Linked DNA regions of Homo sapiens: region 2 is linked to region 1. Evidence: chromatin loops called from intact Hi-C (ENCODE). Cell type or tissue: mammary epithelial cell. All regions are shown on one strand. Links, peaks and the distances in the headings refer to the core of each region. The heading gives the core; the rest is flanking DNA.

Region 1 (5,378 bases), core at 136-5,135:
GTGATTTTCCAAAGTAGGCAACAGCACTTGGTAAAGTTGCCTTCCTGGAAACTGCAGTGTATGTTAAAATTGTGAAAACCTAACCAAACCAAACCTTTGTGTACATAAACAAAATAAAGGTAGGCTCTGAGCACAGATTATATTTTATCTACATGAATATCCAGTGGGGTATCTAAAAGTTGTAGGGGAAGGCTGACAACCCTTTCCTGTGCACAATGGTTGCTTACATGCATTGACGACATATAGTACCTCTGGTCCCTGACAACTAAATGGTAGTAGTGACTGCCAATCACTATGACAGCCAAAGCCACGACCCCCCAAATCTCTAAATGAACAATAGCATCTCCATTGAGAACCACTAGTCCAGGGTCAAAATCCCTTTGGACATGTCTACCAAAGCTGGCACTTGGTCTGCTTGAGGCTAAACTTGTAAAATACATTTGATTTGTTCTAGCTGTCACAAATACACTTGCCAAGACTCAAAGGGGGCTATAGAGAGAGGGAGGCTGTGGGATGGGGCCTTTTCCTCTGAGTATCTCCCTTCGTATTAGCTTTTTGTCCAGAAAGCACAGACCCAAGGGAAGCTGGCCTCATGTGCCAATCTGAGGCACAACCCTGTGGTCTTTTTGAGGCTTTTCCTGAAACCCAGCTGGGAAGTAAATCAGTACAGACATAATCCTGATTTTAGCCACAGGGGCCAGGGCCTCTGACCAAACCCCTGGCTTAGGAGAATTTCCTGCTATACATTTGCTTGGCATGTCAATCTCAAACTATTCTTGCTCTGCCCTCTCAGGGATGGGGTTAGTGAGACCATGGCTCCTTGGGATGAGGTTTTGACGTTGGCATGTGCAGACTTGCTCACTGGGCTCCATTAATTATATTCACCTCCACCTGCTACAGGGCTTTTTCCGGTCCGTACATCTGGCCCTTCCTTTCTCTCTGCAGTTCTAGCACCTCCCTGCCCCCTTCAGCTTTCGGCTTGCTTGTCTCGAGAGGCAGGTATGACATGACCCAATCCCCTCGCTGGTATTCCTGGAATTCAGCTGGTTTAGCAAAGCAAGGATGAAGTCCCTCCTGAGCAGGGCAGCTGCATCTTTCCGTACACATTCCATCACTTCTGCCAATTGATGTCTCCAGGCCAGCTGGTCATCTACAACATGGATTTTGATCCTCAAGAATTCCCTCCCAGACTCCCTGGCCTGAAAAGGGCAGCTGAAGGGCCCAGAAGCCCTTCATCAGAAGCCCATCATCAAACAAAGGGGTCAGAAGCCTGTGACTTTGGATTTCTGCCATTAGACAAGAGTCCAGATGGCCTCTGACCCAGGCATCCATGCACCTGCAGCTGTAAACCTATGTGGTTTATCCAGTGCACAGACATTTATTGACCACCTTTGGTATGCCAGGCACTATGGACACAGCAGGAACCAGACAGACACAGTCCCTGCTCTCCTAAGGTTTACGGTCTACAGGGAAAGGCAGGCAGATGTTCAATAAACTGTAACACAAACAGCTGTGCAATTGCAACTATGATGAGCATTACAAGGAAGTGCAGGGGCCATGTGACAGAGTATAACAAAGGCTGGGTAGGCTAGGGGCCTGGGACGTGGGGGCATCGCTGAGGAAGTGACATTTAAGTTGAAACATGAGGGAAGAGAAGGTGTTACCCAGGTGAAGAGAGTGGGAAAGAGCCTTCCCAGCGCGGGGAACAGCAGAGGTGAAAACTCTAATCTGGAAGGCAGCTTGACATGATCAAGAAATCACAATAGTTGTCAGGTATTGATTGCTCCCTATATGCCCAGCCTGTTCTAAGAGCTTTCTTTACAAGTATAGTTTTTCTAATGGCCACCGTGCTAAGAAATAAGGAACTAGCATCCTCATTTTACAAATGAGGAAACTGAGGCACAGAGAGGTTAAGTAATTGCCCCCAAATCCCACAGCTATAAAATGAGGGAGCTACAAATTGAGGCACAGAGAGGTTACCATTGGATCCAGGTAGTCTGACTCCAGAGACGGTATCCTTAACCCCTATGTCAGAATCCCCTGTGAAGATAAAAAGTCATGATGTCATAGCAGCAATATGTATTGTTGGACATGTATAAAGTGGCTGATGAAACCACATTCATAGTAGAAGGGTATATTAACTACGTCTTCTTGTTTTCTGTATTCTTGATGCTTTGGGGTCTGGGGTTTGCTGATCCTGGAGGGACTGTCCCTTCCAGGGTTAGTTAATCCCTAGAGATGGCAAAGACTACGCTGTGAGCACACCTTTGATATGCAAACCAACCAATCCAGAGCCCACACCCAAACTCTCACGACTTGTCCTAGTCACCCCAGGGCCAAGTGTCAGACAACTAGAGAAATCCCCTATACCTTGGAGCCCGCCAAAATTACTCACACTTGCCAATCCTAAACCTTGCCTTGCCTGCCTTTCCCTCCGAAACCATAGTTAAGGCCCCTGCCCTGATTTCCTCTTGTTCCTTCTGCCTCTTGCCCAACCCTGGGCTCCCCCGTGTGGCCCTGTGTGGCATGGCATGTCCCTTCCACTCCGGAACTGTGAGTAGCAAACTCTTTTTTCAATGGTAGTTGTCTCCTGATCTGCTGTCCTCGGCATTACCTGAATAATAAGACAACCTACATTTTTTTTTTTTTTTTTTGAGACAGAGTCTTGGTCTTATTGCTGAGGCTGGAGTGCAATAGCAAGATCTCGGCTCACTGCAACCTCCACCTCCTGGGTTCAAGCAATTCTCCTGCCTCAGCCTTCCGAATGGCTGGGGTTACAGGCACCCACCACCACACGTGGCTAATTTTTTTGTATTTTTAGTGGAAACGGGGTTTCATCATGTTGGCCAAGCTGGTCTCAAACTCCTGACCTCAGGTGATCCACCCACCTCAGCCTCCCAAAGTGCTGGGATTACAGGCATGAGCTGCTGCACCCAGCCAACACAACCTATATTTTAAAACAAAGGGATCCTTGGATGTTTAGCTGAGGCTCAGGGAGGGGAAGCCCAGAAGTGGAATTAAACCCCAGGTCTCCAGGCTCTTGCCCTGATGCATGTTTTACTATGCTTCCCAGGAAGGTCATGAGGGAGGGACAGGGACAAGTTTGGGGTGAAAAGGAATAAACCTTGTTTTTTGAGACAGGGTTTCACTCTATCACTCAGGCTGGAATACAGTGGCTCAATCACAGCTCTCTGCGTCCTCCCCTTCCTGGACTCAGGCCATCCTCCCACCTCAGCCTTCCAAGTAGCTGGGCTAAATGTGTGTGCCACCACACCTGGCTTTTTTTTTTTTTTTTTTTGTAGCAATGAGGTCTTGCTATGTTGCCAAGGCTGGGAAATCAGACTCTTTCTTTAAAAAGGGAAAAAGAATCTGATTTGTAGGAGCAAACAGAGTCATGATGGGAGAAAGAAAGTGGAGTTGGTGTTTGGGTAAGTGGAGGCAAGGAGAGAAAGAATTTTATTCATTTTATCAATTTCATACCAATTATTAATAATAGCAAAATCTTACTTGGTACTTACTATGGGCCGGGTACTCTTCTAGGTGCTTTCTGTGTAGCATGTCATTTAACCCAAATAACAACCCTATAAGGTCAGGGCTATTATCTCCACTTGGGAGACGAGGAAACTGAGGCATGGATTCTAAATGACTCACCTAAAGTTAAACGGAACCTAAGTAAGTGGCAGGGTTGGGTTTTCTTTTCTTTGAGACAGAGTCTTGCTCTGTCACCCAGGCTGGAGTGCAGTGGCATGATCTCTGCTCACTGCAACCTCCGTCTCCTGGGTTCAAGCAATTCTCCTGCCTCAGCCTCCCGAGTAGCTGGGACTACCAGCTCATGCCACCACGCCTAGTTAATTTTTGTACTTTTTTTAGTAGGGATGGGATTTCAACATGTTGGCTGGGATGGTCTCAATCTCCTGACCTCGTGATCAAGGTCTCCCAAAGTGCCAGGATTACAGGTGTGAGCCACTGTGCCTGGTCGGGTCTGTCTGTCTTTCTCTTTTCTTTCTTTTGTTTCTCTTTCTTTCTTTCTTTCTTTCTTTCTTTCTTTCTTTCTTTCATTCTTTCTTTCTTTCATTCTTTCTTTCTCTTTCTTTCTTCTTTCTTTCTTTTCTTTTCTTTCTTTCTTTCTTTTTTCTTCCTCCTTTCCTTTCCTTTTTTTTTTGAGACGGAGTCTCACTCTGTCACCCAGGCTGGAGCTCACTGCAACCTCCACCTTCTGGGTTCAAGCAATTCTCCTGCCTCAGCCTCCCCAGTAGCTGAGATTACAAGCATGCGCCACCATGCCTGGCAAATTTTTGTATTTTTAGTAGAGATGGGGTTTCACCATGTTGGCCAGGCTGGTCTCAAACTCCTGGCCTCACGCAATCCACCCCACTGGACCTCCCAAAGTGCTGGGATTACAGGTGTGAGCCACCACGCCCGGCCTCAGGGGTGGGTTTTCTGATTCAAGTTGTCTGGAGTCTCCTTTGTCACTCTGTCACACTGCCCCTCGAGTGGTTTCAAAGCTGGCTCTCCTACCAGTGCAAGCACAAGGTGGGAATAGCAGACTCTTGCTGTTTTGCCTACAGAGGATGATGTAGCAATATCATCAAACTCTGCCCAGAAAGAAAGTTATTTCCACTCTCATCCTGAGAGGAATCAGGCAAGACATCTGTGAACGCTCGGCAGCTCTGACTACCACGGTGTCTCAGCCCAAGATTCAGGTAACTTGCAGACCATTATCCAATTCTGCTGGGCCCCCAATTATGGAGGGGAGAAAGGCTGGTGGCCCTCCTCAGGTTTCATCAGGACCTGCCTGGCTGCCCACCAACCACAGAAGGAAGCCGGGCAGGGCCTGAGGAGTCTGCTCAGAACCAGAGCCTGCAGTGTCTTGTGGGTTCTTGCTGGCCCCGATGGCCTAGAGTCAGGACTGTGGTTACTGCAAGGACCTAGGCTCAGGTGCTGTGAGTGGTACCCACTGGGCCGTACACCCCTCTGAGTGCTGGTGGTCAGAGGATTCACTGAGGAGGCCTCTGCATGAGTTATAGATGGTCACACCAAGAGTTGCACCTCCACTGTCAACAGGATGTGCTTGTGAGGGTTTGGAGGTGGCTGGGAGGCCAGGAGGAGATGTTCCAGGGCTGTGAGTTCTGAAGCCCGCCAGAGAAAAGGGCAAAGAGACTCAAGGAGTTCACCCTCTCTCCTCTGGAGGAGCAAACGCCTCTTCCTAAAATACCAGCACCCCCTAGTGGCAGTCGGTGTCCATTTACACCTCAGGGTTCTTAACCCGGAGTCCCTGAACTTTGAGAGGAAAAAGATATGCATCTAATTTTTCACTCATCTTCAACTGAAATTTAGCATTTCCATGAATAATCAATGTAGGCAACACATCACAGTAG
Region 2 (5,378 bases), core at 50-5,049, 560 kb before region 1:
TGTCGTGAGGGGCTGAGTATCTATCTCTTCCAGCCCTTGCTTGGTTGCATCATAGCCCGTGAAGTAGTGTTTACGTGATGTAATTTTGTGGATTCTACATTCTGGACTAGAATACTTAGGATGTGTTCTTTTCTTTTCAGCTTACCGTGACAATCAGAGCTTTGTTGCAGAACCTGAAGGAAAAGATCGCCCTTTTGAAGGACTTATTGCTAAGAGCTGTGTCAACACATCAGATGTATCCATGTAAACATTTCCACCTCTTTTCTAGAGTGGGAGGAAAAGCAGTCGTATTTTAAGAAAGGAAGGAATCTGGGCCACCCAGATTTTCCCACAGCTTGAGGAAGACCTGGTTTCCAAAATATTGCCTGTAATCTTGATTTCTATTTTAAGTGTCTGTTACATGTTTTACAGTGAATATGCTGGCAAAGCAAGACCTACCGAGGGAATTAACTTATTTGGGTATAACCTGTACAGTTCAGGAAGCTAATGTTTTCCGTCAGTGCGGTATTTACGGAGCCCCACACTGCTCTCTGTCTAGACCGCCTTGACCATGGCTAGCTACTGCTCCAACAGGAAAACTTCCATGATCATCCTAAGCTGTGATTCCGCTTCTGGGAGTTTCCAGAGTTTTTAATGATCCATTTATTTTCGGAGTGGGCAATACCAGTAGAAACCATACATCTCTCCTCTCACCACCTGCCCCGTGTTTATGTAGATTTGAGATGTGCCTTATTTTTCCTCCAGAGGCACAGACACTGCCTCTAGTATGGGAGTGTGAGGGGAAGGGGTGGGATGGGACTTCTTGAAGCAAGTTATGCCATCATCTTAACCTCCTACCAAGTGTTAAAATATATATATATATATATGTATGTGTATATATATATATATATATATATATATATATATATATATATATATTTTAGAAATTCATAATCTGGGCCAGGTGCAATGGTTCACGCCTATAATCCCAGCACTTTGGGAGGCCAAGCACTTGAGGCCAGGAGTTCGAGACCAGCCTGGTCAACATGGTGAAACCCCATCTCTACTGAAAATATAAAAATTAGCTGGGCGTGGTGGTGCACGCCTGTACTCCCAGCTACTCAGGAGGTTGAGGCAGGAGAATCACTTGAACCTGGGAGGCGGAGGTTGCAGTGAGCCGAGATCGTGCCAAAGCACTCCAGCTTGGGCAACAGAGTGTGACCCTGTCTCAAATAATAAAAAAAGAGAAATTCATAATCTGATCAATTTAGGAAAATATACGTGACTTGTTACCTACACTAACTTTTTACACCCAAGTGTATATTGGTTTGAAAACTTACCTGAAACTGGTCTTCTCTCATCATTTCTCTAAATTGTCAGTAGGTCATGCCAAAGACCCAATTTTTGGTATTTCAGGGAATGGATATTGCCAGATTTTAAATATAAGGAAATACAGGAATACAGCTTTTTAGATAAAAAAATGGAAAGTGTTCTAAAAAATATTTTCCCCCATTGTAACACCTTTATATCACCAGGAAAGTTGGCTTAGTTGCATGGTTTTCTAGACATTCAATTACGGATCCACTAAGGTTTCAAATAAAAGTTTAATTTCAAACAATTACAGCCTTATTTTTAACGCAATTGGAATATTCTGAGATACTTTACCTTCCATCTGGTGTAATTTGTTACAGCACAGTTGGTCTATCATATAAAGGGTTTTTATTTTACCCAAATCAACAAGTCCTAATATACTCACTGCACCATTGTGCCCAGCTAATTTTTTTTTTTTTTTTTGAGACGGAGTCTTGCTCTGTTGCCCAGGCTGGAGTGCAGCGGTGCGATCTCAGCTCACTGCAAGCTCTGCCTCCCGGGTTCATGCCATTCTCCTGCCTCCACCTCCCAAGTAGCTGGGACTACAGGTGCCTGCCACCTCGCCTGGCTAATTTTTTGTATTTTTAGTAGAGACGGGGTTTCACCATGTTAGCTAGGATGGTCTCGAACTCCTGACCTCGTAATCCGCCCGCCTCAGCCTCCCAAAGTGGTGGGATTACAGGCGTGAGCCACCGCGCCCGGCCCAATTTTTGTATTTTTAGTAGTTTCAGATGGGCAGGACTGTTTCCTCTGCTTTCGGTACTAAGCACTGGGAAGTCTACACATGGCAAGGTGTGTAAATTCATGTTAGTGTTACCTAAAACACATATATTAGAAAGGTAACTACATATTGTTTCATGATATAATATGCATTTGCTTCCATTAAGGTAACATTATTAGTCACCTTATTTATGTGCTAACCCTATAGGGCAAGAAAAATATACAAATTAAGAGCTTTTACTTTTTTCTATTAATAATAATTTCTGCTAGTTATTAGAGAGTACTAAGAATACCACAGTTATAATTGACTTTGTTCTCCTAAATGCTTACAGTCTGACCATCTGTTGAAATCTTGCAGATTTTTGGTTTTGTGGTCGTCCCAGAATTACTTCCCAAATTACTGAATTAAGCAGTAAGCATCAAAAACACTGAACAAGAGTTATTTAAAACATTACAAAAATATTTAGGGGTCTTAATGTGGATAATTTAGAATTTACCAGGAGACATCAAAAATTCAACTGGAATACAACAACTTTCTTTAAAATTCTATTTATTTTTTCAAATAATTGATCTATTTCTACTGTAACAACCTGCAGCCAGTACTAGGGATGGCATTTAGCTAATCCACCCCATGAGGGCGCTCATAAACCTGTTTATTTTCAGGGAGGCCAACTTTTTTTTTTTTTTTTTTTTTGAGATGGAGTCTTGCTCTGTCGCCCAGACTGGAGTGCAGTGGCACGATCTCAGCTCACTGCAACCTCCACCTCCTGGGTTCAAGCGATTTTCCTGCCTCAACCTCCTGAGTAGCTGGGATTACAGGCACACGCCACTGCGCCCAGATAATTTTTGTATTTTTAGTAGAGACAAGGTTTCACTATGTTGGCCAGGCTGGTCTTGAACTCCTGACCTCAGGTGATCCACCCTCCTCAGCCTCCCAAAGTGCTGGGATTACAGGCGTGAGCCACTGCGCCTGGCCACGGAGGCCACTTTTGATGTAAGGGAAAGGAGGTAGCTTGTATATTATGAAGGCCTCTTTTTAATTCTCCTTCTGTTCCTCCCATCTTCCCTTCCCCTAACCTCCTTCTTCTTCCCAAACATTTAAAATAATTCTCTGGCAGTTATCTTCCAGATTTAAGATAGATAGCAATCTATGAGTCCTAATAATCTCATATTATTAGATTTTTTTGGTGCTTCCTTCTCTTCTTTACAAAGAAAGATACTGAGGCCAAGTTAAACTTTACACCGAAAGTCACTGATGAAGTTGGAGAGATAACCCGGAATTCCAGCAGAGGAGGTTTGTTGGTTTGTTTGTTTTTTGTTTTTGTTTGTTTGTTTGTTTTAGACAGAGTCTCGCTCTGTCACCCAGGCTAGAGTTCAGTGGCACAATCTCGGCTCACCGCAACCTCCGCTTCCCAAGTTCAAGCGATTCTCCTGCCTCAGCCTCCCGAGTAGCTGGGATTACAGGCATGTGCCACCATGCCCGGCTAATTTTTATATTTTTAGTAGAGACGGGGTTTCATCATGTTGTCTAAGCTGGTCTCGAACTCCTGACCTCATGATGCACCCGCTTTGGTCTCCCAAAGTGCTGAGATTACAGGCATGAGCCACTGTGCCCGGCCCCAGCAGAGGAGTTTTCTACACTGAGGAGAGGATTCTTGGAGAGCTTTAGTCATTACCCAGGACCCCACAACTAGGAAATGGAAGAGCCAGGTTCAAACACAGGCTGTGTGGCCCCAACGTGAATTGTTTAAAAGCTGAATTATACTTTAGTAGAAATAATACAGTCAGCTGTCACCTGGCATGTCTTCAACTAGAATTCTCTATGAATTGTTGTGTTACTGGACTGCCAAGACAAATCTTGTTTATAATACAAATCTTCAAGAACCGTCTTAACCATCCGAAGATTAAACAGTGTTCATTGTGGTTTATTAGGTATACTTTATGATGTTGAGAAAAATGTTTGTTCATAAATCACCAATGGAGTGACTTTTTAATCCTTTTTTTGAGGCATAATTAATGTTTGGTGACTTTTTTAATGTGAATATTTGAATACCACATTTCCTTACTGTGCTGGATAGTTGAGAATTTATGATACTTAATAAATTGATGCCTTTCTACACTTGTGAACTTGTCCAAAGAACACTAGGAGTTGCCAGAAAAGTCCTGTGCAAATGCTTTCTAAACAATGAAATTCATGGAATTAAGGCATGAGATGTTATGCTCTCTCCTGAAAAAGTATTTTTCTCCTGGCAAGAATAAAAGTCAAGTTAAAATGGAAGTTCTGTGCTTTTGAATCCATTAGCGTGCAATTAATAAACCGAAGTCTTGCAGTCAGAGAGTTTAAATTTCTGAAAGACCTTAACATCTGTTCACAGTGTTTCTTTGAGATAGGAACTATAATTGTCTTACCAGCTGAGAAGAGGGTTATGCTGTGGGAGGCTGCATATGAAATTCCAGATAGTACTAAAGATACTTAGTACCATCTTCTTAGAGTTGGCTTCACATGAAACTTATCCTTTTGTTGGCATTTCACAGGAGGCAGCACCTTTACTTATTTTAAAGAGAATAAAGAAAATCTCTTTACAGAGGGGTTTGATGTCAAAAAGTACTTTGGTGTCTTGGGAGAAGGCCTTTGGAAATAAGTTTTAAAAATCTATAAATAAATTTTCTCATCCCAGGCACTTTGGGAGGCCGAGGCGTGCGGATCACGAGGTCAGGAGATCGAGACCATCCTGGCTAACATGGTGAAACCCCGTCTCTACTAAAAATACAAAAAAAATTAGCCGGGCGTGGTGGCGGGCGCCTGTAGTCCCAGCTACTCGGGAGGCTGAGGCAGGAGAATGGCGTGAACCCGGGATGCGGAGCTTGCAGTGAGCCGAGATCGCGCCACTGCACTCCAGTCTGGGCAAAAGAGCGAGACTCCGTCTCAAAAAAAAAAAAAAAAGAAAAATCTATAAATAAATTTTCTCTACTCTATTTTTTGGAAAAACAAAGATAGGTAAGTAGATAGATAAGTGCATAGACAGATGTGGTGATTACTACATAACAAACCCCAATGGATGTGGTTGTGGAGAGGCTGACTGAACAGATTTTACAGGTAACCCCTGGTAGCTACAGTGGAGGTGAAGTGGTTTTCAAACACTGTCCCTGTCTATTGGTTTTCACTGATACTTGGTAACATGAGAAAAATAAGAAGAAGATAGTGTTTGTGTAGCAGAAGTTTTTTGATTTATAAGAACTTTTTTTCTGACTTTTTAAAGACAGGATCTCACTGTGTTGCCTAGGATGGGGGGCAGTGGCAAAATCCT

Evidence for each region. Peaks named below come from ENCODE experiments on the same cell type or tissue, not always from the same donor. Only the 100,000 strongest peaks of a DNase experiment are listed, where the experiment ranks them.
Region 2: it touches region 1 in a loop (19-fold over the local background); 5 of 110 quality-filtered maps call a loop at or near these places.

The regions. Positions count from the first base shown.
Region 1 is chr17:8,991,553-8,996,930 of GRCh38, reverse strand. No RefSeq gene overlaps it. Among named protein-coding and RNA genes, the nearest start is that of NTN1, 27 kb to the left of the region's middle. RefSeq lists enhancers at 4,909-4,958, 5,069-5,138. In mammary epithelial cell, for the core only: a CTCF peak has its summit at 2,514 (motif pointing left); no DNase peak of the experiment used is centred there.
Region 2 is chr17:9,552,291-9,557,668 of GRCh38, reverse strand. STX8 (syntaxin 8) reads left to right here. Exons shown (of 8, transcript NM_004853.3): 3 at 141-235. Among named protein-coding and RNA genes, the nearest start is that of STX8, 21 kb to the left of the region's middle. In mammary epithelial cell, for the core only: a CTCF peak has its summit at 2,699; no DNase peak of the experiment used is centred there.